Regions from separate parts of the Homo sapiens genome. Here region 1 is linked to region 2. A link is a loop called in an ENCODE intact Hi-C map of the cell type or tissue named here. Cell type or tissue: pancreas. All regions are shown on one strand. Each heading gives the region's core, and the rest is flanking DNA. Links, peaks and the distances in the headings are about the cores only.

The links. Peaks named below come from ENCODE experiments on the same cell type or tissue, not always from the same donor. Only the 100,000 strongest peaks of a DNase experiment are listed, where the experiment ranks them.
Region 1: it touches region 2 in a loop (3-fold over the local background); 73 of 110 quality-filtered maps call a loop at or near these places.

Annotation. Positions count from the first base shown.
Region 1 is chr10:72,054,624-72,057,529 of GRCh38, reverse strand. No RefSeq gene overlaps it. Among named protein-coding and RNA genes, the nearest start is that of SPOCK2, 32 kb to the left of the region's middle. In pancreas, for the core only: no CTCF peak of the experiment used is centred there; DNase peaks (open chromatin) are centred at 369 and 1,319; H3K27ac peaks cover 1,110 bases.
Region 2 is chr10:72,339,347-72,342,252 of GRCh38, reverse strand. DNAJB12 (DnaJ heat shock protein family (Hsp40) member B12) reads left to right here. Exons shown (of 9, transcript NM_017626.7): 4 at 1,083-1,268; 5 at 1,385-1,464. Among named protein-coding and RNA genes, the nearest start is that of DNAJB12, 14 kb to the left of the region's middle. In pancreas, for the core only: a CTCF peak has its summit at 1,636 (motif pointing right); DNase peaks (open chromatin) are centred at 977 and 1,532; H3K27ac peaks cover 808 bases.

The DNA.
Region 1 (2,906 bases), core at 119-2,618, 280 kb after region 2:
TCTGCCATTCATTGTGTCTCAATGCCACCAGCAAGCTCAGACTTGGAGGCTCAGGAGCTTTCTGGAAGGTGGCGTGAGGAGCGATGGGGTTTGCCAAGGGGCTGCTCCCAGCATGTAGGATGAAAGGGATGGTGATGAGAACAGCGGTTTCGGATTCGGAGTGGCTAGGAGGAGCCTGCAGCCTGCTGAGGGGGAGGCCTTCTGAATGAGCGTCTTCAACCGTCAGGGAAATGTTGGCTTTTGTACCTGGCGGATTGACATTTGCTCAGGTGACGGGAAGCCAGAGGCCAGCCAGGGCCCCGGCTTCTGGAACAATCCTTCCATTGTCACCATGTCCTGTCAACCTGGGTTCCCAGGGTTCCTTGGCCCAACAGCAAACAGAGCATTGCCGGGGACAGGCCCAGGTGTCAACCTGCAGTACAGACGTGGCTGCGGCCGTTCGGGAAACCATTGCTGGAGCCCAGATGCGTGGGAACCCCCTGCCCACCCCCTCCCTGGGCACAGCACCGTCCTCAACCAGGCCTCCCCATGTGCCCACCGCATCCTGGCACCTTGCTTTCCCTCAGCATTTAGCCTCCTGGGAACAGGGTCTATGTATTGACTTCTCTCCGGTGAATAACTGGGTCCTGGGAACAAATCTGAAAGAAAAAACCCAGACTGCACACAGAGTCCTACAGGCAGCATTTCCCTCCCACCCGCCACCTTTGTGGAGAGCTCAGAGAGGTGAGGGGGTGTATTTGACCAAAAACAAACAAAAACCAGAACTTTTTATATTTTGAGCAAAATAGGTGAGGGAGAGGAGAGGAAAAAACAAACATTTCTATGTTCCCTTCAATGCCCTATGTCCTTTACATTATTATTATTATTATTATTATTATTATTATTATTATTATTCAGAGAAGGTTTCTCACTCTGTTACCTAGGCTGGAGTGCAGTGGTGAGATCATAGCTCACAGTAACCTCAGACTTCTGGGCACAAGTAATCCTCCCACCTCAGCCTCCCTAGTAGCTGGAACTACAGGTGTGTGCTACCATGCCCAGCTAATTGTTAAACTTTTTGTAGAGATGGGGGTCTTGCTATGTTGCCCAGGCTGGTCTCGAACTCCTGGGCTCAGCCTCCCAAAGTGCTGGGATCACAAGCGTGAGCCAGTCCAGGCTGCGTCTGCTGTTGAATCCCCTCAGCAACTCCACGAGGCAGGGATCACCAGCCACTCAGACCCATTTATGGATGAGAAGACTCTGTTTCCCAGGGCTGACCTTGGCTCAGGCAGGGGTGTGTGGTGGAGCCTTGGTGTTGCTCCAGGCCTGGCTCACTGCAAGTTCAGCTGCCCAGGGCTGTAGCCACTCCTGGCATGCCTCCCGCACTGAGATAATGCCCAAGGTGGAAAATCCTGTGTTTTCATCAGTAAGTCATGGTTGAATGTGGATGGGAGCGTGGGTACTGGGGAAGTACAGAAGAAGGTAAGACATGGAGATTCTTCCAGGACCTGCTTCTGAACTTGGGTCAGCACCTCTCCATGGGCCTCAGTTTCCCCATCTGTAAGATGAGGGGATTGGACTCAGTTGTCCAGTGTTGTGAGTCTGTGAAAACGTGCACAGGCAAACAAACAAACAAACAAAAAAACAAAAAACATGCACAGGTACGAGTCCAGAAAATGTCTTGTTAGGTTCGGGATTGTCTTGCTTTCTCTCTCTCTCTCTCTCTCTCTCACATTGCACATTTGGTGTGACTCTGCCACTGTTTCTCTGGAAGGGTGGGCATCCTTGATGCACCCCTGTGGGATGGGTCAGCCTCTAGAGAAAGCTGGGCTGACCCTTGAGGTCAAGCTCCTGCTCCCGCTGCCCATCCTCTTCTGATTCCAGCCATGCCAGTAGAGGGGAGGGTGGATGCCTTCCAAGTCTCCCAGGAATATTTGCTTCCCTGGCGCTGGTGGGGAAGGAGGCCCCTCCCTGCACTATCTCCTCTCAATCTCCTTATTTTAATTTTATTTATTTATTTATTTGTTCTTGAGACAGAGTCTCACTCTGTCGCCCAGGCTGGAGTGCAATGGCGTGATCTCAGCTCACTGCAACCTCCGCCTCCCGGGTTCAAGCGATTCTCCTGCTTCAGCCTCCCAAGTAGCTGGGATTATAGGTGCACACCACAATACCCAGCTAATTTTTTTTTGTATTTTTAGTATAGATGGGGTTTCACTATGTTGTCCAGGCTGGTCTAGAATTCCTGACCTCAAGTGATCCACCCGCCTTGGCCTCCCAAAGTGCTGGGATTACAGGCATGAGCCACCGTGCCTGGCCTCAATCTCCTTTATAGTCTATCTGAGGGGGAAAAAAAGCGAAACTATTTTTTTCTCTTCTACTCTCACTCTGTCAACACACAATACTTCCCCTTTGGTCACCAAAATGTGTGGGGATTTTTCTCTACACACCAAGTTGTTCTCCAGGGGACACCACTTAGCTGTCCCACATTCAATTCAATTCCTACACTGCCTGGAGAGAGTGACACATCGTGCAGGTCAGGGCTCAGTCCCACCAGGCACAGTGGCGAACTGGGAGGCCAAAATGGGAGGATGTCTTGAGGCCAGGAATTTGAGACCAGTCTGGGCAACAGAGTAAGACCCAATCTCTACAAAAAAGCAAAACAATTAGTCAGATGAGGTGGCATGCACCTACAGTCCCAGTTACTTGGGAGGCTGAGGCTGGAGGATTGCTTGAGCCTGGGAGGTCAAGGCTGCAGTGAGCCATAATTATACCACTGCACTCCAGCCTGGGCAAGAGAGTGGGACCCTGTCTAAAAAAAATTAAAATGAATTTAGCAATTTTAAAAAGGGCTCAGTCCCACAAGTCTGCCCCCACCTCAGATGCCCGTCACCAGCCCCAGGTTCTGACCTGTGCTTCTGACCTATGGG
Region 2 (2,906 bases), core at 264-2,763:
AGGGCACAGCCGTCCCGGCTAGGGGGCCCTGGTGGGAGGCTCCAGGCCCAGATAGGAAATAACGGTTGGGGCCTGGACCCCAGAGAGTGGGGGACTCACCCCAGCTGCATCACCAGAAGTGGAGGAGTCTCCATAGAGCCCCGAGATTTGGCCCTTCCCCACAGCTCCTGCTGCTTTCCAGTTCACAATAAGGATATTGTGTGTCTGTCTGGCCTGCATGTCAGACTATGACTTCAGGTTTACAGAACCTCCAGAAAGGGATGCCCATCCTATTGGGCACGTCAAGAGAGAATGAGGAAAGAGGTTTTTGGTGGTTTTCATAAAGTCGGAGAGAGAACTTGAAGCAAGAGACACCTGCTTTTGTTTGACTCCCAGCTCTGTAACATATTAAAGCTGTGTAAGCTTAGGCAGTCACTTCTCTGAGCCTCAGTTTTCTCATTGGTGAAATGGAGATAGGGTTGCTCTTAGAGGTAAATGAGTTGACCTGGTGTGGTGGCTTATGTCTATAATCCCAGCACTTTGGGAGGCCAAGGTGGGAGGATCCCTTGAGCCCAGGAGTTTGAGACCAGCCTGGGCAACTTGGCAAGACCTCATCTCTACAAAAAATACAAAAAATTAGCTGAGTGTGGTGGTTCACGCCTGTAGTCCCAGCTACTCAGGAGGCTGAGGTGGGAGGATCGCTTGAGCAAAGGAAGTTGAGACTGCAGTGAGCCACGGTTGCTCCACTGCACTCAGCTTGGGTGACAGAGTGAGGCCCTGCCTCAAAAAATAAAATAAACAAACAAAAAGAAGTAAATGAGGCCACACTCCTAGGAGGCCTGGCACATTGACAAAGCTTGACCATTGTCTTGAGGAGAACAAGGAGCCTGTGTTACCCTCCACCCAGCCAGGCTGCCCAGATCCACTGAGGGGTCTTCCTGCATGCCCCCTCCTTACACTGGCCAAGCTTCCTGCCCACCCCAAGGACGTCTGCTTCCTAAAGCACTGCTTGAGTACCTGAGAAAAGTGAGCACTCGGCTGCCATGGGAGCCTCCCCCCGCACCCCAGGATCCTCAGGCCTGACCTTTCCTCCTCCTCTCCAGCCATTGGCACAGCATATGCGGTACTCAGCAACCCGGAGAAGAGGAAGCAGTATGACCAGTTCGGCGATGACAAGAGCCAGGCGGCCCGGCACGGCCATGGGCATGGGGATTTCCACCGTGGCTTTGAGGCCGACATCTCCCCTGAAGACCTCTTCAACATGTTCTTTGGCGGCGGCTTCCCTTCTAGTAAGTTCCCCACCCTCCCCACAGCCAGGTATCCCTGGGGTGATGGTGGGAATGGCATGCCAGCCTCTCCCTTTCCCAACAGACCTGGCTCCTGACTCAGCCCCTCTGACCCCCAGGTAACGTCCACGTCTACAGCAACGGCCGCATGCGCTATACCTACCAGCAAAGGCAGGACCGCAGGGACAACCAGGGTGATGTGAGTGAGGAGGGCGCCAGGGACAGCGCGGGAAGGGCACCAAATCCACCCCAGGGAGGGGGCTTGGAGGAGGGTGTTCCCTCCCACACTGTCCATTCTGGGACCAGCAGAGTCCCCATAACTCTCAGCCAAGGAGCCCTCTGGGCCTCCCTTGCCATTCTGCTGAGTGACACCAGAGGGCGCCACACGAGGGAGCCATGCTCCACATTGCCGGCGGGAGCGCGGCTTTGCTGGCCTGGCTGGGGAGTGGAACCAGAAACCCCACCCACAGCCAGGTTTGAGTGTGAGGCTCCCATGCAGACCGCTCGCTGGTAAGGCCAAAGTGACATCCTCTAAGCAATGGAAAGTTACACTTTGTGAGAGAATTTTATTTTATTTTTCATTTTTTTCATGGGTCTCAGCTATTTTCTCTCAACTTTGTGAGAGAAATTTCTTTTTTTTTAATTGAGATGGAGTCTTGCTCTCTCGCCCAGGCTGAGTGCAGTGGCGCGATCTCGGCTCACTGCAACCTCCGCCTCCCGGGTTCAAGCCATTCTCCTGCCTCAGCCTCCCGAGTAACTGGGATTACGGGTGCGTGCCACCACCCCCGGCTAATTTTGTATTTTTAGTAGAGATGGGGTTTCACCATGTTGGCCAGGCTGGCCTTGAACTCCTGACCTCTGGTGATTCACCCGCCTCAGCCTCCCAAAGTGCTGGGATTATGGGCGTGAGCCACTGCGCTCTGCCACTGAGAGAATTTTAAAGGATGACAACATAGGTGCCGACTCTTCTTGCTAAAAAGCCAAAAGATACTTTTAAAAAGATATTTACAAAAATTTGGGAGGCCAAGGTGGGTAGATCACCTGAGGTCAGGAGTTTGAGAGCAGTCTGGCCAACATGGTGAAACCCCGTCTCTACTAAACATACAAAAATTAGCTGGGCGTAGTGGCAGGCGCCTTTAATCCCTACTCGGGAAGCTGAGGCATGAGAATCACTTGAACCCAGGAGGCAGAGGTTGTGTTGAGCCGAGATCGTGCCACTGCACTCCATCCTAGGCAACAGAGCAAGACTCCGTCTCAAAAAAAAAAAAAAGTATAAAAATTATAACTAGACAGTGCTTCAAACACATTTTGTATGCCACAGATCAAAGAACAGCTAGCTGGCTAAAATTAAAATATTGTGGACAATTGCAAAACATTTTAAATTCTGGCCAGGCGGAAGGGGTTTCCTTTTGCTCTGACAATATTTATTCAATTTTTTTTTTTTTTAATTTTTTGAGATGGAGTCTCGCTCTGTTGCCCATGCCGGAGTGCAGTGGCACAATCTTGGCTCACTGCAACCTCTGCCTCCCAGGTTCAAGTGATTCTCCTGTCTCAGGCTCCTACGTAGCTGGGAGTACAGGCGCCCGCCACCACACCCAGCTAATTTTTGTATTTTTAGTAGAGACGGGGTTTCACCATGTT